Regions from separate parts of the Mus musculus genome. Here regions 2 and 3 are each linked to region 1. The links are chromatin loops, found by intact Hi-C in ENCODE. Cell type or tissue: left cerebral cortex. All regions are shown on one strand.

Evidence for each region. Hi-C counts contacts between places; a loop is a spot of excess contacts. Peaks named below come from ENCODE experiments on the same cell type or tissue, not always from the same donor. Only the 100,000 strongest peaks of a DNase experiment are listed, where the experiment ranks them.
Region 2: a loop joins it to region 1, with 3 times the contacts of the local background. A loop is called at or near these places in 2 of 42 quality-filtered maps.
Region 3: a loop joins it to region 1, with 2.5 times the contacts of the local background. A loop is called at or near these places in 2 of 42 quality-filtered maps.

The regions. Positions count from the first base shown.
Region 1 is chr1:129,483,518-129,486,017 of GRCm38, reverse strand. All of the region lies in intron 2 of Thsd7b (thrombospondin, type I, domain containing 7B), which reads right to left. Among named protein-coding and RNA genes, the nearest start is that of Gm36347, 130 kb to the left of the region's middle. In left cerebral cortex, no CTCF peak of the experiment used is centred here; DNase peaks (open chromatin) are centred at 1,220 and 1,524.
Region 2 is chr1:129,280,573-129,283,072 of GRCm38, reverse strand. The region is part of intron 1 of Thsd7b (thrombospondin, type I, domain containing 7B); the gene reads right to left. Among named protein-coding and RNA genes, the nearest start is that of Thsd7b, 8.5 kb to the right of the region's middle. In left cerebral cortex, no CTCF peak of the experiment used is centred here; a DNase peak (open chromatin) is centred at 977.
Region 3 is chr1:129,272,011-129,274,510 of GRCm38, reverse strand. It overlaps Thsd7b (thrombospondin, type I, domain containing 7B), which reads right to left and starts at 1,207. Exons shown (of 28, transcript NM_172485.3): 1 at 911-1,207. In left cerebral cortex, a CTCF peak has its summit at 1,080 (motif pointing left); DNase peaks (open chromatin) are centred at 852 and 1,064; H3K4me3 peaks cover 1,375 bases; H3K27ac peaks cover 469 bases.

The sequences.
Region 1 (2,500 bases):
ACATACATGCACACAAAACATATGCAGAGATTACACACATATGCATAGCATACACTTGCACACACACACACACACACACACATATATATATACATATATATATATACACACAGACATACTCAACACACAGGCAAACATACATATACATACACAGAGACACATATACACACAGACATACATGCACACTCAAACCCATACACATAGACCACACACACACACACACACACACACACACACACACAATTAAAAAGTAAACAAAAAATTTAAAAATATTTGGCTCTAGTAAATTTTCCCTAATGATAATTCAAAAATACCCAGAGTTACCCTCCATATTATATTATTTCATTGAAAATGGATTCTCTTGCCATACAAACATCCCATCTACAGCTCCCTACCCTCCAAAATAATCCCCTCCTCCCAGCACCCCTCTAACTCTCCTCTTACCCAGATCCATTTCCCTCTTCATCTCCCTTAATAAAAGAGCAGGCCTCAAAAAGACCATAAACAAACAGGACAAAACAGGACACAATAAGACAAGCAAAAGCTCTCATGTCAGCCGGGCGTGGTGGCTCACGCCTTTAATCCCAGCACTTGGGAGGCAGAGGCAGGCAGATTTCTGAGTTCGAGGCCAGCCTGGTCTACAAAGTTAGTTCCAGGACAGCCAGGGCTACATGGAGAAACCCTGTCTTGAAAAAAAACAAAACAAAAAAACAAAACAAAACAAAACAAAACAAAACAAAAAAAAGCTCTCATGTCAAGGCTATAAGGCTGTACCAAAAAAATTCACTATGAAGATGAATCACAATCTCTACGACTGTTTCCTTCTACTAAAACAATAACTTTTCCTTCTTCTCCCTCTTCCTCTTCCTCCTTTTCCTTCTGTTATTTTACTTTTCTGCTTGGACAATAATAGTTTACTGTTTTTGTTTTTAGTATGGAACATTTCCTGGGTTATGTAGATTTTTTTTTTATTTACTGGCCAGTGTTTAACTAAACACTCTTTACAATATTGTTCCTAGAAGGTAGACTGTCCTACATTTTATACTACTAGAGATACTGGAGACATGGGGAACAAATGCCCTCAATCTTTCTGCAGCACAGAGGCATACCACAGTAGTTCTGTTTCCAAGAATATGTCTTTGCCGAGGGAGGGAAGAACCAAGAAAGTGCAGTTCACATGATTAGCATAATCTCACGTCTGGAACAGGACCCACAGTCTCTGAGAGGACAGACAATCTTACAACAGAGAATGGTGCTTATTTGGAACCAAATTTAGGTTTCAATTCTTAATCGACTTTGTAAGTATATATTTAGCCTTAGCCATGCAGCTCAGTCTTCTGAGCATTGATGTCCTCATCTGCAAAATGTGGCTAGTTAGGCTTGTATTCTAGTGCAGTACCAATATTTGCAGAATGTTTACGTGCATAAATATACATATTCACACATATGCATATGTTTCCTTTCCAACTCTCTAGTGCTTGATATAATCACAACTTCTTTCTGAATTCTGGCTTTGTCTCTCAGACTTGTATTCTGGGAAGTTATAATAATAGTTGGCAGAGAGATACGGTCATGGGGGAGGACTGGTAGCATATGCATGTGGGTTTGGGTGCAGAGGTACACACCCACAAGTGTATTTATATATGTGGAAGTCAGAGATCCAAGGCTGATCTTCCTCATTTAAGCCTCATCTTAATATTTTTATTATGCACATGACAACATGCCATGACACACATGTAAAGATCAGAGGACAATATCTACAAGAGTCAGATTTCTTTTCTTCTACCATGTAGTTCCCATAGAGTAAATTAGATCATCTGGCAAGGCAGCACTCATCCATCTTGCCAGTCCTCTGCCTTATTTTTTGAGACAGTGTCTTTCATTGACCCTGAAGCACCCTGATTAACCAGACTAGTGGACCAGTGAACTCCATTGATGTGCTTGTCTCTTCCCTTAACCATCAGTCCTGGGACTACAGACACTCCTCCATGACCAACTTGTATATAGGTTTTATTGACCAATCTCAAGTTTCCATAATTATCCAACAGGCACTTTTCCAAATGAAACATCTCCTTAGACCTGGATTTCCATTTTATGATATGAGGAAAACAGACTTTTTCCTAACCAATCAGACAAAAATCTGGAAAGTCAATCTTACTGGCCAACACTGAGATAGCCTTCATGAATGAATGAGTGCCTTGTACACTGTCCACTGGGATCTGGGCCATCTCCCAGAGCAGACACAGATGACGGCAAGGATAAGACCTTGCCAATAGTGTGGATTTCCCACTATCTGGGGTTGATATACCTTTAGATCTGTTTAAAGTTACAAATGATTATTTGGTCTTCAACTACATTATCAGCCTGAGTAACTTCAGACACAATAGCTGAGTACCAATTTCAGATTAACCTGTCCTCCCCACACTACGCATTTCCATCACTCACCACCTTAAAAATCAACAAGAGCTTTTGCCTTGCTTGTCATTTAAACATCAAATCA
Region 2 (2,500 bases), 200 kb after region 1:
AGATGGGATTTTGAGACATGTTACATCGAAGATCTTTAGCATTTCATGAATAACTTGTCTATAATCCATGCATATGAAAATGAAATGCATAGGTATATACATGTAGTAGCATATTTTACTAACATTAAATTTAACTTTTTTTTAATATGACTAGGAGGAAATGGAAAGGTAAACATGTGTTTTGTACCCATGGCTCACCATCCATTTCTGGTGAGAATGCTGTTCTAGAGTCATACTGTGGGGATAAATGCTGACCTAGGTCAATTCATTTACTATTACTGTATCTACAAACTAATAGTAGTAGTAATAGAAGTGCAAGTACTAAGATCTGGATGTGGTGGTAAACATATTTAATCCTAGTGCTTGGGAGGTAGAGGGAGAAAGATTTCTGTGAATTCAAGGTCAACCTATTATTCATAAGTGCAGGCCAGGCAGGGTTACACAGCAAAACCTTGTCTCGTTTGTTTGTTTGTTTGTTTGTTTGTTCAAATGAGGCAGGGTCTCTCACTGGCCTAGAACTTACTGGCTCAACACCAGTGATCTTCTTGTTTCCACTTGCTTAACCTAAGAGTATCAGCACAGACCATCACACCCAGCTTTCTTAAAGGGATTCTGGAGATTTGAACTAAGATTCTCAGGCTCTAAGACAAGAACTTCAGCTTCTTGCCAGACCCCTCAAAAGTTTATAAAAAGGATTTCCCAAACTCACACACATAGAGCAGCATCAGGAATGTAGTGTGACACAGAAAACCATCGATCCATGCATCCTCTCTGCATAATACTCTCTAATATAGTTGTTTATCCTCCGCCTGAACATCCACAAAGGGGAGGAACTCACATTTCCGTGAGAAAACCTATCACAGTTTCAGACAGCTCTGAATATGAACATGTTCACTCCTGGAATGAGTAAAAAAAAATCTCTCTGCAACTCCAACTCTTTTGCACTTCTTTATATATGATTCTGTCAGGAGCAAAGAGGGAAACTGGTCGTATTCCAATTGCTATATTTCTGTGTAAAATGTGAAGAGACTTCAGTATGGGACATGGGTTTATTATACAATCCCACAGAACTCCACATCAAAAAAACTTCCTGCTGACTAAGTTCCTTTCAATAAAGAGATCTTTTTAAATTTTTAAGTAATTTTTATTTTTGTAATAATTTGTGTGTGTGTGTGTGGTGGTGGTGGTGGTGGTGGTGGTGGTGTGTGTGTGTGTGTGTGTGTGTGTGAGAGAGAGAGAGAGAGAGAGAGAGAGAGAGAGAGAGAGAGAGTTTAGGTATACATATGCTACGTATAGCATGTGTGTGGAGGCAGAGGACAGTTTTTACAGAACAGTTCTTGCTGTTTGTCGTGGGTTCTGGGAATCAAACTCAGGATGCAAGGCTTTTGCAGCAAGCACTTTTACCTATGAAGTCACCTTGCAACACCAATAAATAATACTTTAAAACATGTTTTAGGGGCAGTAGAGATGGCTCAGCAGTTAATGAGTGTGCTTGTTGCTCTTGCCGAAGATCAAGGTTCAGTTCCTAGCCCTCATGTATGGAGGCTCACCATAGACTAAAACTTCAACTCCAGTGCATCTGATGCCTCCTTCTGGCCTTTACAGAGACCTGCATTTATATGTAGGTACACATTCACACATACATGCATACATGCAAGTAAAAAATAACAAAGTATTTTTTAAAATGAAAAGCACACGATGATTTCTCACAAATGCTTCACTCAAGAACGGCTCCTATCCTCTCACTGACATTATTTCCTAGGACTAAGGATACCTTCAGTGGGTACATAGTGACACAGAAACGATGAATACAAACATCATCTGCCTACCTCTCTCACTCCAGTCACAGGAATGGCCAAGGTCACTGACATCCACTCCTATTCGCATCTGAACTCTTACCACTCCCTTGCTTTCTCTTGTGAATTCAAAGCTAAGATTCCCACACAGCTGCTCAAACAGTTCTGTTTTAATAACCCACTTAATGAAAAGGAACATGGATATGGTGGGGATTTTCCAGGTCTGAATTTCCTGAAACTGGCAATGGTTCCTCAGAAAGCCAACTAAAATAAAATGATGTCTTGTCTCAGGATTTTGCAACTTCTGTGGCCTTAGACAAGGTGACTATTCAGTAGCCATCTCCATAGAAATGAAACCATCCATCACCTTATGCCCTATGCCCAACCCCCAAGGGGACCTGGTTCTTTAAAATTCAGGAAGTAACAAAATTTTACAGGGCTCAGGAAGTCAAGAAAACTCACAAGTCTCTTGAAGCTCCTAAAACTTACAAGACCCACAGGGCCCCTTCCTAAGGCTGCATGTGTAAGAGTTACTATGGAAAGGAGAAACTACCTGCCAAGCTGCCTCCAATTCATTAGAGGAACTTCAGGAATGTAGCTTGTGTAAGCCATCACAATAGTAGAGTGAACCTTTCATGGGTGCAGCTTTCTTTAAGGCACCCACCCTCCTGGAGGCAACCCTGATAAACTAACCTGTTCTCTAA
Region 3 (2,500 bases), 210 kb after region 1:
CACACACACACAGAGAGAGAGAGAGAGAGAGAGAGAGAGAGAGAGAGAGAGAGAGAGAGAGGCACACTCCAAGCTTTCCAACTTCAAGACTCAATGTACTAGGACGCCTAGAGCTGAGGTTTCATTTCCCTTTTCAAATAACTTTAATAGTGTATAGAACATGCAAGATGCAAAGTGGGAGCGGTAGGAGAAAGCATGCTCCTTCTCCTTGCTTCCCACTCTCACATGCTGGACCCATTTTTTTCTCTCAAAAAAGCAATGTGGTATCATGTCCAACCTGTGGGCTCCCCTGTCCCCCAGGACACCCCTTGCCCCCTTGAGAACCATGGGCATGTAAACTGTTGCTGTGGCCTCCTGTCACTTCAGGGAGAAATCGGAGGACTCCGCAAAACTTCTTGGCTTGCTCCGGTATCCTCTCGGGTCCCTGAGCACCCATGCGTGGATTTCACCTTCCGGGCTACCCAAAGGGGACCCTTCACTCGACCAGTTTGAAAAACCTACAGAACTCCCGGTGCTGGGATCTGAAAGCTTTAAGGTTCCACGTACAGGATGGGGACCCACCGGTTCCTTTCATAGGTTCCCCACAAAGCAAGCTAGAACCCACCCCATGTGTGTTCAGTCCAATTGCCTGAGACCTATGCCCAAGTCGCGGGGTGTCCCTGCCTGCCCTCCGGATTAGAGGATCCAAGCATTCTACACCCCAGCAGCCAATCATTCCCGCAGCCCAGAGCCAAAGGCTCCGGTTCCAAGTTCCGCGACTAGCTGGAAGAAGGGACGAGGGAAGGTGCCTGGCTATGAAAGTCTGTGCGGGAGGCGCCCCCATTCGGGGCAGCTCTCTCTCCATCCGGCCAGCCAAGGGGACCCGCGGCATCAGTCCATGCCAGCTGGGGCACAGCGCGACCGCACTCACCAGCCTCGCCCGAGCCGCAGCTGCAGCTTCTGGGAGCCGACGAGCCCCGAGCTTTCCCAGTGAAGATGGTGGTATGTGTCGGGAGACCACCCATTCCAGCGTCTGGCAACCCGGCTGCGACTCTGGCTGCTCAGCACTGAAGCAGGAGGAAGAGGAGGACGAGGAGGAGGAGGAAGAAACGGCGCAGTCGGACGCCATCTGCTGTACACCTCTGCGCATCCATTGGCTGCCTGGTGCGTCCCCGGGAGCCGCGGGGCGCCGGGCCGCGGGGAGCCACCTTGCGCCTAGCCTCCCACAGCAGCTGCTCCGGTGCCCCTCCCTCATGCCTTCCCCTCCTCCCTCATCTCTCCTCCTGGCCCTCCTCCCCTTCTCTGGGTTAGTGCACCCTTCAGACCCCAGGACTCGCCAAACCAGCTCCCCTGGGTGAGCAGCCTGAGGTGCAACTGGCCTCAACCCCCTTGGCTCCTCTGCACCCCTCAAAGCCGACTGTTTTCCCAACTCTAATGCAGGAGTGCAGGTGCTGGCTAAGTGAGGGAGACTCCCCAGCTGGGCTGAGCACCTGGTGCCTAACCACTCTGAGCCTGGGGTAGGCACAAGGGGAAGTCCCAGGGAAGCTGGGGTGGGGTTGATCTTGGCACACTTGCCTGCAGGCACTTACTGAGCCATTCCTCAAGCTTCCCCAAGCCTCAGAGTTCCTCCTGATGATAACTGAAAAGGATAAAGATCCCAATGGTGTGTGTAGGAGAGGCACACTAGGGGTGCCTCCAGAGAACCACCGGGGTACTAATGTAGGCATAGCCCTGTTATGAGACGCCCAGAGTCTGTCACTGCAAGTCAATCAGATACCTGGGAAAAGCCAGAATCCTTTGGATCCTTTGGTTTAAAGCATCCTTGGTCCTAGAGCTAGTGAGGTGTGGGAAGTTTGCCTCCTAGGTAGGGATGTCAGAGGCAGCTAGTAGCCTGAGAGTCCTAGCCCACCCAGGTAAGGTAGGCAGAGATGCAGGCCAGATCTCTCTCAGGCAGGCGAGGAAGGAGCTGGAGTTCTGGAGGTCCTTTGCCTACTCTGACACTTGTTCCAAACCCTCCTGGTTTCTGACAGCTTTGATCCAGAGAACTTCTTAAGCTTGTTCAGAGAGATGAGGTTGCTTCAAAAGGAAGGAAGGGAGGTAAGGGGAGTAATGACTATCTATTGCCAGTTACTGGGAATTTTGCTTGTCTTGGTTCTTTAAAAGTGGGAGCACAGAGACAGCAAGGAATGTATCCTTATTTTATTCGGCGCCTGGCACACCATGGGTGTCTAAAAGAAGCAAAAATAATAACGATAAAATTAAAGCTTGATGTCATAGCACAAATTAAACAGCAGAGTAGCTAGGATCTGCCACAGAGGGACAAACAAATCAAAAGGATATAAATGCCACTGTAAGTGGAAAGGTGAATATTTTGGTGGGGAGCTTGCTGTGGGACAGGTTCTGAGAGTGGGAAGCATTAGCCCTTGAACCCAGTAATCACTATTGTCCTAGGGAGTTCTGTGCTCACATTCAGGGTTATGCCTCTCTTTAGATCATTGTCTTAAAAATGCATCAGCTGTCA